2 separate regions of the Homo sapiens genome follow, and region 1 is linked to region 2. A link is a loop called in an ENCODE intact Hi-C map of the cell type or tissue named here. Cell type or tissue: adrenal gland. All regions are shown on one strand. Links, peaks and the distances in the headings refer to the core of each region. The heading gives the core; the rest is flanking DNA.

The links. A loop is a pair of places that touch in the nucleus more often than their neighbours do. Peaks named below come from ENCODE experiments on the same cell type or tissue, not always from the same donor. Only the 100,000 strongest peaks of a DNase experiment are listed, where the experiment ranks them.
Region 1: a loop joins it to region 2, with 8 times the contacts of the local background. A loop is called at or near these places in 91 of 110 quality-filtered maps.

The regions. Positions count from the first base shown.
Region 1 is chr13:78,133,541-78,141,884 of GRCh38, reverse strand. The region is part of intron 1 of OBI1-AS1 (OBI1 antisense RNA 1); the gene reads right to left. Among named protein-coding and RNA genes, the nearest start is that of OBI1-AS1, 83 kb to the right of the region's middle. In adrenal gland, for the core only: a CTCF peak has its summit at 4,048 (motif pointing left); a DNase peak (open chromatin) is centred at 4,054.
Region 2 is chr13:78,978,685-78,987,028 of GRCh38, reverse strand. LOC105370273 (a long non-coding RNA gene) reads left to right here and starts at 3,498. Exons shown (of 5, transcript XR_942108.4): 1 at 3,498-3,682; 2 at 7,294-7,384. In adrenal gland, for the core only: no CTCF peak of the experiment used is centred there; no DNase peak of the experiment used is centred there; H3K27me3 peaks cover 601 bases.

The DNA of each region.
Region 1 (8,344 bases), core at 38-8,037, 850 kb after region 2:
CATCTAGCTAAACAAATAGAGAAGAGACGCTCAATTTATGCATCTTCAAAATGAAAGAAGATTATAAGCGTAAGCCACCGTACCCAGCCTATACCTTAACTGAAAGTAAGGTACTCTCAATTAAGGTATAGGCTGGGTACAGTGGCTTATGCTTGTAATCTCAACACTTTGGGAGGCTGAGGCAGGTGAATCACTTCAGCCCAGGAGTTTGAGATTAACCTTGGCAACATAGTGAAACCCTGTCTCCACCAAAAAAAAAAAAAAAATACAAAAAGTAGCCAGGTGTGGTGGTGCATGCCTGTAGTTTCAGCTACTTGGATGGCTGAGGTGGGAGCATCTCTTGAACCTAGGAAGTCAAGGCTACAGTGAGCTGAGATCCTACCACTGCACTCCAGCCTGGGTGACAAAGTGAGACCCTGTCTCTAAAATAAAACAAAAGAAGGTATAACTCCCTTACAAAGGACAAAAAAATCAAATTTTTATTTCTATCATGTAAACTCTAATTATAAGAGGGAATAATCAGCATCAGGATCTGTTACCAGTATTTTAATTTGTGCCAGAAATTAGCCTAACACTCAGTACTGTCTAATTTATTGAATAATAATGTCATAGATGGTTTGACTGCAGTGCAGCTATTCAAAAGTAAAAGAGAGAATAGTCAATGTAATTACCTAGTCAATTTAAGAAAAGACTCATAATTTTGTGTCACTTAGTTCTCATCTCTATCTTGAGCCGTAAAAGAACCCTTCATTATGTAAACTATGTTAACTATGACCAAAGTGGTTGACGATCCCAGACAAAGTCTATCAGATGAATCCCGATGCTTCCACATTCACTGACTTGCTTCTTCAAGGGTCACTGCTGAATAAAATACCTGGTGGGAATATTTCCAGTAGCTCTATCAAGATCATTTTAAGAATAATTTTAAGCCTGTATGTTAGATACTATTTTGACAAGTTGCTACGGCTTTGCTGTTACCCTGAATGTGCCATTTTCTTCACATCTCTCAAGTGAGAAATCACCAGAGATCTAACCAGTGATTTAGTGTTCATGCATGCCAGAGAGAGGCTTCAATGGTTCGTTAACGTAGGCTGATTCCTACTCCTGCTACCTTTGATTCTGGTTTTAATATAAGCTTCCTATCTGTGTGACTGTCACGGGCATAACCTGAGCACACAGCTGACAGCTGAGAAACCAGAAAGTTATTTTTCAATCATGTATAGGAAGCCTCATTATTTAGACCAAAATTATAATAATAATAAATGTAACTTCTTCATATCACCCAAGTGACTGTCTTGAGTGTTGTTTATAAGTCATTGTCAGCCTGTAAAGATCTCTCTTGTTACGTAGGAAATTAAAAGTGATTTTGTGTTAAGATCCCTTTTATACACTTATATTAAAATTCTTTTTCCAGAAGCGCTAACAATTATTTTGTATGACCAATAGAGAATTGCAACAGTTTTTGTTGTGTTGATACTCAATGACTTATGATGCTGAAAAACTAGTGAGGAAACAAAATAAGATGGCCAAAGCAGGCAATCTGGATTTTATGTATCAAAAACACTTGATGGTATGAGTCTTCCCAAAGAAGCAGTGACTCGCTTAGTGGATAAACCAAGAAATAATGAAAAGGAATAGTGTCATAAAAGATGCCTTTAAAATCCATTTGTATCTTGTCCTCAATAGCAAAGTACTGCTTGGAGTATTTTTGTTTTGTTTTATTTTTTAACAGAAGGGATGAAAAGGTATCTTTTTGTAGTAGCTCAGTGAGGTACCTCAGAAAAGTTGGAAATGAGCCTAAGGCACTAACACTCGTCCAAAGGTCCCTGGCCTAGCAGCACAAGCAGGGTTCCCACTAGGCCCAGCACTCATGAGATTTGCATTAGATCTCTGGGCTTTAAAGCACACAGGCAGCAAAAGATCGAGGGGCTGATATACTCTCACATTTCAGCACTAATTAGATAAAAAAGGGAAGGGCAGGGCATGCACCATTGTGTCCTGGAACAGAGAGAGAACACTAGTGAAATCTGAATAAATGCTGCAATTTAGTTAATAGTATTTTACCAAAGTTAATTTCTTAGTTTTGACAAATGTACCATGTTGACATGAGAAGAAGCTGAATGGAGTGTTAATGAGAACTCTCGTACTATCTTTGCAACTTTTCTCTTAATCTAAAATTATTCCAAATTAAAATGGTAAAAAAAGAGAGCAAGAACAGTGGTTCTTGATTCCTCTTCAGCTACTGGGTTGTGGTTATAGGAGACAGGTAAGAGCTATGATGCAGTTATCACTCAGTAACATATCCCATCAGCACATACAGAAATTATAATACCAATAATTTACATAACTGAAGAAGTAAAAGACAATTGGCTATCATTAGGCTGATTCACATAACCACTCACAAGAGTTTCATTTTCCTATAACACTCTAACCCCATCATTTTGTCTGGAAAAGATAAGCTCTATGCTCTAGGTCACAATTAATTAAATTAATGAAGAGTCCATATTTTATACGAGCCATTATTCAGAACATGATAGGTTCTGTGACTATTTACAAATTAGGGAAAATATAAAATTGACCCTATATGCAACCATTAAATAGAGATGTAATGTTTAGAACATTCAAATTCAACAACAACAACAAAAAACAACTTCCAGAGAAAGATTGAAATTGTCCTGAATTATTCTGTTGTCCAGATCTGCTTTATCATTGCTAGCTGGGGGATTTTTGCAGACTTCTTAACTGCCCTATGCTTCCATTTCCTTACCAAAAAAAATGAAGCTGCTAATAGGATCTGGGTCCAAAGTTTGACAAACAAAAAAGTGAGATAATGTAGGCACATTCTTGACAAAGTAAGCATTCTGTCACTTTTTATTAGGGTTTCAACATCACTTGGAATCCCAGGGCTGTTCACACAAAGGCTGCCTGTAAAAGCAGACAGTACTTGGCCAGGTGCGGTGGCTCACACCTGTGATCTCAACACATTCGGAGGTCAAGGTGGGAGGATTGCTGGACACAAGGAGTCCCAGATGTGCCTGGGAAACAAAGTGAGACCCCCATCTCTAAAAAAAAAATAATAATAATAAATAAAATAAAATAAAATAAAATAAAATAGAAAAAATTGGCTGGTCATGGTGATGGGTGTCTGTAGTCCCAGTTACTCCAGAGGCTGAGCTGGGAGGATAGCTTGAGCCTGTGAGGTTGAGGCTGCAGCGAGCTGTGATCATGCCATTATACTCTAGCCTGACGGAGTACAATGCCTCAGAGTATTCTTTTAAAAGTAGACAGTACACAGACAGACATTGGTCTAAACTTCAGGCCCTGAACTATACTCTGTGTTTCTTTTAACTAGCACAAAACTGCTGATAAATAGGATTGCTGCATGAAGCAAGCCAATACAGTGGGCAGATGTTAGATGAGTTCAAATTACAGCTGAACAAAACTTAAGGTATATTTGAATGCTGAGTTCTTCATATTTTTTCATATTTGTCTCAATCTTGTGGTACTCTGTAAAGCTAATGGTCGCTGATAATGCAATGAATAATTTGCCATTGTAAACTCGAGCTGCAAACTGAATGGATAATCTGTCCACTTTCTGTTGCTTGGGTTAGGCTGGTGTGCCAAAATAGAATATAGAATTTGTAGATAATATATACAGAACTTAAAATTTTAAGATAAAGAGATGATGCCAGTATTCTGCTTGGGACATTAAAGAGTAGGTGTTTGGCTTTCTGGGTGGGTGGACATATGCTGCTCGGGAGGTCACCACTTCCTGAACTAGAGAACCTTCAGAGGCATCTCTAACCTCCAGGGGCAACGTCACAAGAGTTTTACATGCTAATTGGCAGACTCTGAGGTCACTCCCTAAAGCACCACTTCCTTGTGGAATGTAAAGACAGTGTGCCAGGATCAGCCAGACCACCTGTGGGCGGGTGAGGAACAGTACTGGGGTAAATGTGGAGGCACCAGCTCTTAGAGCCGTCTCTTCCCATCCTGTTTGTAGCTGGAATGCACAGCCTTAACATACTATTCTGCTTAATCAATTCTGCCATCTAGTGGCTACTTTCTACCCTACTACTTTTCCTTTCCGGCTTTCCCTGTCTGATACAATCGAGGGACAGATAAGGATGCTCAAAGCCTGGGATGCCAGTTAGTAGTGGGTGGGGAAGAGGGGGAGGGAAATTGCAACCCTCCCATAAGAAAAGTAATCATTGGATGAAAAACAGGAGAGGTTCTTGGGGACTTACCTCCAGAAAACCAAGCATATAGGAGTCATGCTGGGCTATGTGGCTTCAGATCAGCAGAGAGAACAGCAGGCTCAGAGACCACATGTTAAGCAAAAATCCAAAAATCTTCAAAGACCTTCCAATGCCAAAAACCTGTGATGAAAATCCCCCTGGGTCTCAACCACCTTTGAAGGCAGCCTTTGGTTAGCCCTGCCCCCTCCTTTCTCTGAAAGCTGTGTGTGCCCCTACTCTGGGCCCCAAGCTGGTTTTTTTTTTTTTTTTTTTTTTTTTTTTTAAGAAAAAGAAAGGTTATTTGTACTCCTGAAGACATACAGGGGAGAGATGCGATTACTTATAGCTCAAAACCCTTCGCTTTTGAATGCAATTTACTTACCTTATGTCTGCAAACTCTGATACTAATGGATCACCATATATCCTAATCATCAGATTAAGATAATGCACTAATAAAGATACCATCTGATAATTGAGACTGCTGCATGTTTCATATTGCCATCAGAGACTAAGTGTAGAAGTCTTTGGGATGCAGTATTGAGTGAGGAAGTAATTATTTCCATGATTGCTGATGCTTTTCCAGAACACTGATTTTTTTTTAAAAAAAAAGCAGTGAAACGTTTATTTGAAGATAAAAATAAAATTTTGTTATGAACCAGTATATTAGGATTTCTCACAGCATTTCAAACAAACATGGAATTCAATAGGAACTTTATATATTTGTGTTACCACTGACCTGAGAGCAACCTGAAACTTTCCCCAAGAATCAGTATGTTGAATGCTGCAAAACAGAAACCTTTGTAACATTTTTCTTGTTATAAAATAAATGCCAGTTATTGGTGAAACATTCAAGAGACTAGAGAAAAGTATAAATTAAAAAATGATAATCAAAAAAAATCAATATCATTTTCGCTCCCTTGACTTAAATATTGTTGACACTTACATATTTTATACTAACCATTTGATTGCCTTAGTACGAGGCAGTTATTTTTGTTTCTGCTGACTTTCCCTTACGTAGTTTATAATTTTTATTGTGAGCTCATCTTAAGTTGGTATTTTATTATTGTTGTTGTATTATATGATTGTCTCCCCTGAGGGGGTGTTTTGTACCCTCTTCTTATGGAAGACTCTCTATATTTGCTTTTGCAGAATGCCCCAGAGACTTTGCTGGTTTCAGATATTCCATTAGTTTCTCTGCTCAGGAATCATATACAACATGGATGTAAAAATTTGGACTTCAGAGTAGAGGTTTTGATTTCTCCTGAGAGGTTTATTTATTTGCCTATAGAAAAGCTTTCTTAACTTTTCCCAGAACTGTTCTTTAAGAACGGGGCAACCCTGGGAGGCGGAGATTGCGGTGAGCCGAGATCGCGCCATTGCACTCCAGCCTGGGCAACAAAGAGCGAAACTCCATCTCAAAAAAAAACAAAAAAAAAAAGAAAGAAAGAAAGAAAGGAAGGGAGGGAGGGAGGGAGGGCGGGAGGAAGGGAGGGAGGGAGGGCGGGAGGAAGGGAGGGAGGGAGGGCGGGAGGAAGGAAGGAAGGAAGGAAGGAAGGAAGGAAGGAAGGAAGGAAGGAAGGAAGGAAGGAAAAGGAAAGGAAAGAAAGGAAAGAAAAGAAAAGAAAAGAAAAGAAAAAAGAAAAGAAAAGAAAAGAAAAAGAAAAGAAAAGAAAAGAAAAGAAAAGAAAAAAGGGGCAACCCTTCCAGGCCTAACTTTATGTCTTGGGCCTCATGGCATGGCTTCCCTGTTGGATGTATATTTGATTATCAATATCCCAAGAACCAGAGCCCTAATTCATACACTTACATTCTGCCTATGGTTAACCTCCTTGACTCTGCAACTAGACATTCTCCTTCTAACTCATCTTTAGATTTTTACTAAAGCAATATTGTTATATTTTATATAGCATTTCACAAGTTTTAGTGGAAAGTGGCTCACATTGCGTCAGTCTGCCATATTGCTGGAACTCAAGTATTTTCCTGTCTATGTATACTGTTTCATATAGCTGAAATAGTATACCACATCCTCACACCAAATTCTCCCTAAATTAGAGTAAAAAATAAGTTCTGTCATTCAAACCCTTCAAAGCTTCCAGGGTTAAACTCCTGCTCCATCTGTTCTTTTACTTAGAGACATCCAGCACTACCATCTGTTTTGAACATGTTTTATAGTAAGTGTTGTGGCCACTGATAATTTATACTTATTAAGAATCATTATAATATAAAAATACCGAAATGTAGAAATAACTCACTTAACATTCTTACAACAAGGCACTCACCACGCAGTTGTAGAGAGCTGTAGAGTATTATATTGAAATCCATGAACTCAATATTTTAGATCTGAAAACTACCTTAGAAACCATTTGCAGTAACCAACTCTTTTAATTGAGAAAACTAGGCCCTAAGAGTTCAAGAACAACATCCTAAGGTCTCTGCAAAACCTCTAGCAAAATGGCACCAAGGCACTGTGTACTGTTCAGAGTCAACTCAACACTCCAAAGTAAAATAAGTATCCAGATAATCTCCTTGTTAAACTTATTAATAAACCTTAAGGTGACTATCTGGAATGAACAGTTATTAGCTGGGTAGGGTGATGCATGCCTATACTCCCAGCACTTTGGGAGGTCGAGGTAGGAGGATGACTGGAGCCCAGAAGTTCAAGACCAGCCTGGGCAACATGGCGAGACCTTGTCTCTACAAAAAATAAAAATACAAATTTTAGCTGGGCGTCGTGGCTTGCACCTGTAGTCCTAGCTACTCCTGAGGCTAGGTGGGAGGATCCCTTGAGTCCAGGTGTTCAAGGCCACAGTGAGCCATGATTGTGCCACTGCACTCCAGCCTGGGTGACAGAACAGAACCCTGCCTCTAAAAAAAAAAAAAAAATTGTCTATGTAACTTATGACACTTTTCATTTTAATGTTGTAATATGTTAGAGTCCACTCACATTGTCTGTAGTTCTAACAGTTCCATAATTTACTTTTAAAATTTCAACATAATTAATGGAATCCTGACTAATGCCAAATAATAATGGTTTGTAAATGAATACAAACCATTTTGCAGCTACAGGTGTAAATGTTTTATCAACATTTTATTATGTTGCTAAAATCTCTGAATATATGAACCACATAAATTTTTTCTTCCTCATTTTATTCTTTGTTTTACTTTTATGTCACTTGTGTTTCTTTTTTAAGTTTTATTTATTCCAATGTGGATTTTATGGGAACACAGAATGTTTTGAAGGTGGCTTGACAAGCTAGAGCAGTACGTTTTGCTGGAAATGGTACTTTAACCCCTATTGCCCTGCCACAAGAAGATCATGGATCTCAGTGAGAGACGTTTTTGTTCACAAGGATCTCAGGATATTTTATCTTTTCCACCAAGTGACTTGATCTTTTTTTCTAGAGAATTTGAAGATAATTTGTTAAAATTTTTTATTGGTAACTTTTTGTCTGTAGACAAATGTAAAAACCCTGTACACATTTTCCTAGTATGTCAGAAATATAGATGTAATATTAGCAACAAGGTTTAAATAGATTGACTCTTAATTCTGAGTATCTGAAAAGAATACATAAACAATGATTTTCCCAAGGGCCAATGCTAATGTTGGGTTAGAATGACAATCTAAAATTCATTTGGTATTTAGATTAGGGTAGATATTAGTTCCTCCCACAAACACATAACCCCCTGGCAGGCATTTTGAATTTACACTCATTCAAGAGGTGATATTTAAGATGTGATGTTTTCAAAAACTGGCACAAACATTAGATAACTACTATGTCAAAAGACACATTGATATTAAAATGCTACAGGAGGTCTGGCTCTCCAAGCTTTGGTTTTGGTAAGCAGTACATGCCAGATGTTTCAGAGAAAAGCATAAAATCTACATTATGTGCCTAATTGTACTATATTACATAAGAGGGACGGAGATTTTTTCTTTCCCCTGACTGCAGCTGGTGATAACAATATGCCCCGGAGCATGAAAGAATCAGGCACCCTGAATACAGGGGCAGCTCTTCACTGTGCTTCTTCTGGAAGGGTGGGGAAAAATTTTAGCTTCAAAAATCTCCACATACACAGACAATAGCAAATACTCCTAATATAACAAG
Region 2 (8,344 bases), core at 143-8,142:
TGAGCTCTATAGGATAATTATGAAGTACCAGTGTGTTCTTCCGTTTGTTAACAAAGTGCTGCCCACAATTTGCCTAAACCTATAAACCATCATCTGTGATCCTTGGTAGCAATTAAATGACAAACATCTCCTCATCAGAGACTTGGGGAAACAAAAAGAGACATGATTGCATTTAAGTAGCCAGATGGATTTTTTTGAACACTAATTTTGAAGACCTCTTTTCAATAACAGAATATTAGATGAAAACATATTTAGTACTATGTGAAAGAGGAAACTCCATGGTATTCTTTATGGGAAATTAAAGTGGGCATATTGAATAATTGAAGCAGTGCATATTTGAATAGCTTTGGTTTTAAAATCCTGGAGTGTTCAGCAAACTTAATAGAAGATGGAAACCTAACTCATCTCCTCAAAGCACCATTGAAACACTTTGCTCTTACTATTCTAGCTGCTCACTTACATTTGAGGAGGGGCTATGAAGAACATAGTAAAACTTCTCAGGCAGCATGATGGTGAAAGTCTAACCAATCTCATGCACTTTCTCTAGGATATGAGTTACTAATTAGTTCTTTTTTATAAAAAAAATAGCTTATTACTGAAATCCTCTATCAGCACAAAAAAAGTAATTTTAGACCTAAAGATCGCCTTCTATCACAAACTAACTGATCTAGAAGTTTTAAGGATGTAACATTTAAAATGCTTCTGGAAGCGTAGCAATAGTTCCAGGAGCTATAAACCTTATAAAGGCTCTGCTGAGTTAGTTAAATTAATTGTCTGATTGGAAGAATCTCCAAAACTTGCAGTAGCTCTTGTTTTTATAGTTAAGGATCTTCCAGGCATTTAGTTGCTTACATTAAACAATGTTGTCTAACTGGTTTGCATAATTGATAGAGCTAAATGGCTATTCTATAACATTAAAAAATACAATTATAAATGTATGAGTTTCCCTCAGTCAGAAGGTGATGATTTTTTTTCCAATGCCAAAATAACAGTATTTACAAATGTTTTCATGAACCATGAGAAGCTACTGCTCAGTGTGTTTTAATGTAGTAGTAGGTCAACAGCTCTCTTGAAAGAACAAAACCAACCTAGGGCCAAACAGGCAGACAGGCCTAATTAAGCACTCCAGAGTAAGAAAACCTCTCAGAGAACTACAACTAACTCGACCCCTGCTTTGTACTTCACCAGGTTTCTCTATACCTTTGCCACTTTCCTCTGGATTTATTTTTTATGAATTATTTAAACATGGCCATTTCACATCCACAATTAATTTTCAAAGAAAAGGCAACAAGAGAAAATAATCACAAGTTAAAACAGTTTGAGAACGACTCTAGTTTTGGCAGAACGTAAAAGGCCTGAGTCTCTGTTTCAGAGCCTGCCTTTGGAGGTGGCCTCCCAAATCCTCGTTTGTTTAAGTCCCTAAGATTCAGTCTACCTGACAGCCCAAACCCCTATTTCCACCAGGGAGGAAAAGCAAATTCAAGAGAGTCTCTTTTCTAGGTTACGTGCCTGTGTTTCTTTTATTTAAATGAATGGGAATTAATGATTATAATTTGAATAGTGGAAAAAAATAGCCTACAAAGAATGATAAATTTTTCATTATCATTAAGGAGTAACAATCCATTGAAAAATGGAAGTATTTGCGCAGCTAACCAATTGCAAAAATGAAAGTGCTTGACAATTGTTTTATTCTAGTTATCCTTTCCCATCAGCACATGATACTCTGTCCTGTTATAGCAGGGAATGGCCTCCAAAAATGATGGTATCTTGATACCTTATTCTCCATTACAGAACCATTCAATTGGAATAGAAATCAAGGGATCATTAAATTCATCCTTCTGCATTCAGGTATGGCTACACTCTGCTGGAACTCATCATATTAAAATATAATATAAATATGACATGATATGATATAATATGAAATAATTTCATCTAAAAACTTGTCCAGTGTAGGAGCTGAGGCTCAGTCATTTGCTATTACCAGAATACCCCTAACATGGTATATCCCTAAAATGTCTGTACAGAAAGAAATTAAATCTCTAAACATGCAAAATATATATTTCTTTTGGAGAAAAGAAAAACCTTTGAGAAAAAAACAGACTTTAAAATTCACTTGCCCATTTTTTTCTGGCCATTTTGATGTTTCATAATACCCGCTCTGGCGGTGTTCTTTACAGCTAAAAAAAAAGCATCAGTTTCCATTTTATTGTTATAGGCCAGTGAAGAAATTATCTTGAAAATAAATTTTTCTAAAATGTTAATAGACTCAATAGTGCCGTTTGTATTTAAAATTGAAAAAAGTCATTAATTTATTATATGGCTTAAAACCAAATTGCTAAAATACATGACTAGAAATAGTTCTATTTGATATAACATTAAAACTATTTAAGATTATAAGTGGCATTTATTAAAGAGCCAACATTTGCCAGGTCCTCAATAAAAGATTATTACTAAAACTCAACACTATTACAAAGTAAGTTTTGTCATTCCCAACTGACAAGTGTGGAAGCTAAAGCTCAGGGAGGCTAGGTAACTGTCCCAAGGTCACGCAGCAAGGAAGGAGAGTAGAGGGGCCAGCGTCCTGAGGCTACACCACATGCTGGTTGTCTGACTCGAGGTTGGACCACTGAAACCAATTTCTTCTCTGTGACTAAGTAAGCCCTGAATTAGGGATTGGACTTTTCTTCTCTAATTTAGAGGCCCATATCCACAAGTAGTTAATGACCATGGCCAAGTTAACTGGAATGGGAAGGGTAGCACCAGTCCCAAAGTGGCTCACACCATTTCACCTATAATACAGTAGCATGCCATGCACACTATGTCAGGGTATCACAAACACCAACATGACATGCACAAGATCCCAGGATACATGTGTCTCCCATGAAGAGAGCTCAACAGGACCCTCTCTCTTCATTGCTTCGGGAATGACTTGCAACCACGGCAAGAAAGGTGATGTTCTGTTCCTACCATCTGCCAACATGGAGCCAGCACATGAGGCAGTGCGGTTCCTTCTCCAACTTTTTCCTCCTGGTGACAAATCTTTAGTCAATCCCCTGCTCAATAGTATTTACACGAGATGAGGTAACAGGAGAGGAGAAAAAAATCCAAATAGGCACAATTTAAAGTTTTTCTGTTTGCTAGTAAAGCATCTCTGATGAAAGTGATGTAGCCAAAACTTGGATTTTAAAACCAATTGCTTATTTAAAAATTTCATGGAATACTAGTCATAACATAAATGTCATTATTTTATGCACTGACAATTGGGGCAGAAATCTGATATGTTAGCAGAACCTATTTTAAAGTGATTGCTAGAATATCTACAATTCTAAATGACATTTCAAGAAGACCAGAGGCTTCTGGGTTTTGGATTAAAGGGGAAGGAAAATTCCATGGACTGCCACACTCACAAGAAGCCAGAGCTGCAGCAAGGACAGTGTATTCCCTTTTCTTCAACTTTTAAAATCTCTGTTGTTTTCTGAGCCTAGGGGTGAATAGAAGAAGATCAAGAGGCAGTGATGTGTCATTATGATCTCCATTTCATACACAAAGAACGGAGCTTCACAGTGGTTAAGTAACTTGGCTGAACTTACACCAGCATGAAGATTCAAATTCCAGTCCAAAACTTATGGAAATATCTATTAGAGAAGCCTGTATTAGTTCTCTACCAGATATATTTTCCTAGGTAAGCCACCTTTTTTCTTACCTCTCTCTCTCTTTCTTCAGTGTCCTCTGAGAGCTCCTAACTAAATGTTTTATACACAGTGCATGCTTTGGTTGAGTGAAATAATGTTTTTTTGAGAAAATCAAAACCATAGTTATGTGTCGCTTAATGACAGCGATATGTTATGGGAAATGCATTGTTAGGTGATTTCATTGTTCTCATATCATACAGTGGACTTAAACAAACCTAGATGTTATAGCCTACTACACCCCAAGCTATAGGGTATAGCCTATTGCTCCTGGGCTACAAACCTATACAGCATGTTACTATGCTCAATACCGTATGTGTGAATCTAAACATATCTAAACACAGAAAAGGTAATGCATTGCACTATAACATTATGACAACTCATATTCCTGTCACTAAGTGATAGGAATTTTCCTGCTCTATTGTAATCTTATGGTACCACTATCAGATAGGTAGTCCTTCATTGACCAAAACGTCATTATGTGGTCCATGACTGTACCTGATTATGAGTATTTCCTCCTTGCTGACCCTTATAATAAAAATATACCTTAAAAAATAATGCTAATATGTGAATTTATACTGTGAAAATTATATTCCATACAAGATAGCTGTCAAACATTATGAAATAAAATACTACAGAACTTAGAACCAGAGGCTACTAACCTAATTAGTATACTAAGCAGGAAATATAAATGCTTATGCTATATTGTGAAAAAATAATTGAAAATAATGGCTAGCCACATTTTAGAATTCTACAAATGATAAAATTATTTTATCTGATAAATGTTAAGGTGACAGGAATATTGTTAAGCAAATGAATTAAAAAGATGAATTTTAGGGAATTCTATAATTTCAATATTACCTGCTAGAATTGAGCATAAAGCTTTGAGTATAGTTTAAATTAGCTACTTTAGGGTTGACTAGGAAAGGCAAAGTTTGCCTTATACTGCACAGTAGTTTGTTCCAAGTATGTTCTTCTTGTAGCTTAATAAAGACAGCAAGTTTAGGAGTCCTAGGGAGAGGTTAAGAGGCGCAAATAAATAAAAGGGCAGACCAACTACAACTTGCAGTGGTCTTTAAATGTGGCCCAATTTTGAGTGTTAGAAACAATAGGAAACAAACAAAAAAGCCACAGAGACCCCAGAATGAGAATGTTGTATAAAGACAGAAACCACATCTTTTGGTCATATGTGCCTCAAACTTGTGCAGCATCTGACCTAAAGCAGTCATTTAGTGAGGAAACAGTCAATAAATCAAAGAACTAGACAGGGAGGCTGAGCAGCATAGAACCTTCTAATAAACCTAAGCACATCACAGTCTTGCTTAAAACCTTCACGGTTTCCCATCACCAAGTAACAGAATTCAAATTCTATAGTTGGGCAAACAGTTTCTGACATAGCGCCTACCTCCTCTGCCGTTGCATCCCTGACCACTGCCCCAGTGCTCCAGCAATAGTGGGTCACTGGGAGATCCCTCCATAAACTGCCCACCTGCTACCCCCCAGTGTTTTCAATCTCCCCACCAACTTCTGCCTGCATAATATACTTCTGTTCCTTTGCCAAGACTCCTCCTATTTTTCCCCCTCCGTTTTTCTACCTTTGTTACACTTATGAAACATACATACTCTCCTAGAATTAGCTATGTATGTTTTCGCCTGGGAGCTGAGTCTGACTTATCTTTGAATGCCCAGAAATTCACAGGGTCTGGTTGCAAATGGGGCACAATAAAAGATTTTTGAATAAAAGAATAAAGTGCTGGAAAGAAAAGAGAAAATGTGAGACTCAAACAGGAAAGGAACTGATGTACAGCTGGATATGCAAAGAGGGTACTCTGAAAAGACATGATTTCCCAATTCTGTCTTCAGTGTTTCAAGTTGAGTCTGCATAAGACTAAAACAACTTGCTTTTTAAATAAAAAATTAGTTACCTGTTATTTGGCAAAGGAACAGGTACTCATTATGAGCCAAAAGATGTGGCAGTGTCATCCTGTTTTTACTGATTATTTTCTTTTACTTTTTGAAAATGTTAGACTTGTAGAAAAGTTGCAAGAATAATACAAATAATTCTCATATCCTAATATTAACATTTATCATGTATTTTTATAAATAATGTAAGAATTGTAGGGATGAAAACTCCTTCCCTTTAAATACTTCAGTTTGCAATTCTTAAAAACAGAAAATGCTCTTATCTAACTACAATACAATTAATAAAGTCAGGAGACTAACACTGAGACAATACAATTACCTAAACAACCAACTTATATTCAGATTTTGCTAATTGACTTGATGTCTTTTATAAGAAAAAAAACACAAAGTCACACTTAACCATCGGGTCTCTTTAGTCTTTTAAAATCTAGAACAGTATTTACTATTTCTTTGTGGCTCATGACAGGGACATTTTATAAGCCAATTATAAGGTTGGTCTAATGTTTCTTCATGATGTTAGATTTAGGATTTGGGCTTTTGGTAGGAATAACACAAAAGCAATACTTAATTATCAGTGCTTTCTCTCAGGAAGCACAAACTAGATTTGTGCATTTGTTGGTGATGTTAACTTTGAGCACTTGGTTAAAGGGAGATTTACCACGATCCTCTACTTTCAAGTCTTTAAAAGTGGAGAGAAACTATGATATTATATCAATAATTCTTCTCAAAATTTATCCACTGGTTGTAGTCCATTAATGATACTTTCCTGAGTCAATTATTATTATTAGGGCTGCCAAATGGTGGTTTTTCTAATTTCATAATTTCTTTAACATTTATTACAAATGTTGCCTTCCTATTGTTAGAAAACTTCCTTCTCATTCATATGTTTGTTTATATGTTTATATTAACATGAACTCATGGAGTTTTACCCTATCCAGTGGGTACAAACTTTTACTGTCATTATTTATTTTGATTCTAAATGGTCCCAGACTTGTCTGGTGGGGGCCCCTCAAGCTGGCTCCTAAATTTCATTTATTTCATTTTATTTTGAGACAGAGTCTCACTGTGTCACCCAGGCTGGAGTGCAGTGGCAAGATCTCGGCTCACTGCAGTCTCTGCCTCCTGGGTTCAAGCAATTCTCCTGTCTCAGCCTCCCAAGTAGCTGGGATTACAGGCGCCTGCCACCATGCCCAGATAATTTTTGTATTTTTAGTAGAGACGGGGTTTCACTGCATTGGCCAGGCTGGTCTCAAACTCCTGTCTTCAGGTGATCCACCTGCCTTGGCCTCCCAAAGTGCTGGGATTCAGGTGTGAACCACCATGCCTGGACAAATTTCACTGATATTTAATCAATTTTCAAGTGGTTTTCTTTGCATCTTATATTCACATCCCTACCAACCTCACACTTTGATCTTGTTGTTCTTTTAGTTTTGTAAACACTGCAAAGCAGCCATGTATACCCTTCAATGAAGAAGGATAAGTAATCACAAATTAGGATACTCTTAAAAAACTTGTCTTTGAAGACTTTATTCTTCATAATCAAATTTTACATAAAGCCAATCCCAATATCAATTTAGGGTGATAATGTAGGACAGTAACAGCAGCTGAATTTTGTGTTTTAAAGCAAACCTGCATTTTGATTTTTTTCCGATTATTTCATTCTCGATCACTTTATTTGCAGATTCAGAAAAGCCTGAATTTGCAAAAAGTTTGTTTCGATCATCATAGGCAAGGTGAAATAGAAAGTCGAAGAAATCATCTCGGTCATTACGGTAAAGTACCACTTCTTTCTGTGGGTAAAAGTATTCTTGGTTTTCTGTTTGTTTTCAGGGCTGAGAGTGTATGTGTGGGTGCAGAGGGTGGGCAGTGTGGGCGTCAGATGGAATAGGGGAAGAGGGAGAAGGTAGTGTGGGAGAGGGCCACCTACCCTACCCAAGAAACTTAGCAGGCTACAATGATAAAGTGTAAAGAACAATTACTCAATTAAGATTACTCTGTCTCTGTAAATCTACTTGCCTCTTTAGACACATTTAAAATATTATAGGATTTTAAGGTTTCCAGGGCTAATTTTAAGACACAAACCCCTAAGCAATGCACATGAAAAAAACAATACCTTTCCTTTGGGACTACCTTTTCAAACTCCAGTGTTTCAAATACAAATTACAGCAGATACATTTATGAAATGAGTGGCCATGGATCCTCTAGAAGTCCTTCAGCTAGGATGCTCAGCTTGGTGGCAAAGGTATGTTAGCATCCAGCCAGGACTCCAAAAGCCGTGATCCCATAATTGATCCGACTGAGACTGTGGAGGAATTTAAGCATAACATAATCCCTCAAATCATCTTTTGGCCCCAATTGCATGTTAACAGTTGCACAGAAATTAGGCTACACGTGTATTTATTATTTTGCAGCTTTGCAGACACAACAGTATATTCCCCCATCTGATTTATTTGATTGACAGAGGCCTTGTTTCGGTTGCTGGAGCTCCATTTCTCTGGCTCTAAGAAATTCAGAAAGTGGCAACCAGGGAAAAGACAAGCAACCAAATCTCCTGCTTTCACAACTGCAGTGCTGTCTGAGCTTGTGTCTGGACTATCATATACCATTACAGTTGATCAAGCTTAAAAAGCAAACTCAGATTTTCAAGCAAAGCAGTCACTGGAGTACATTTATGGATCGTGTTCTCATTCCAATACAGTCCCCAGGGGAGAAAGTGAACAGCACCAGGAATG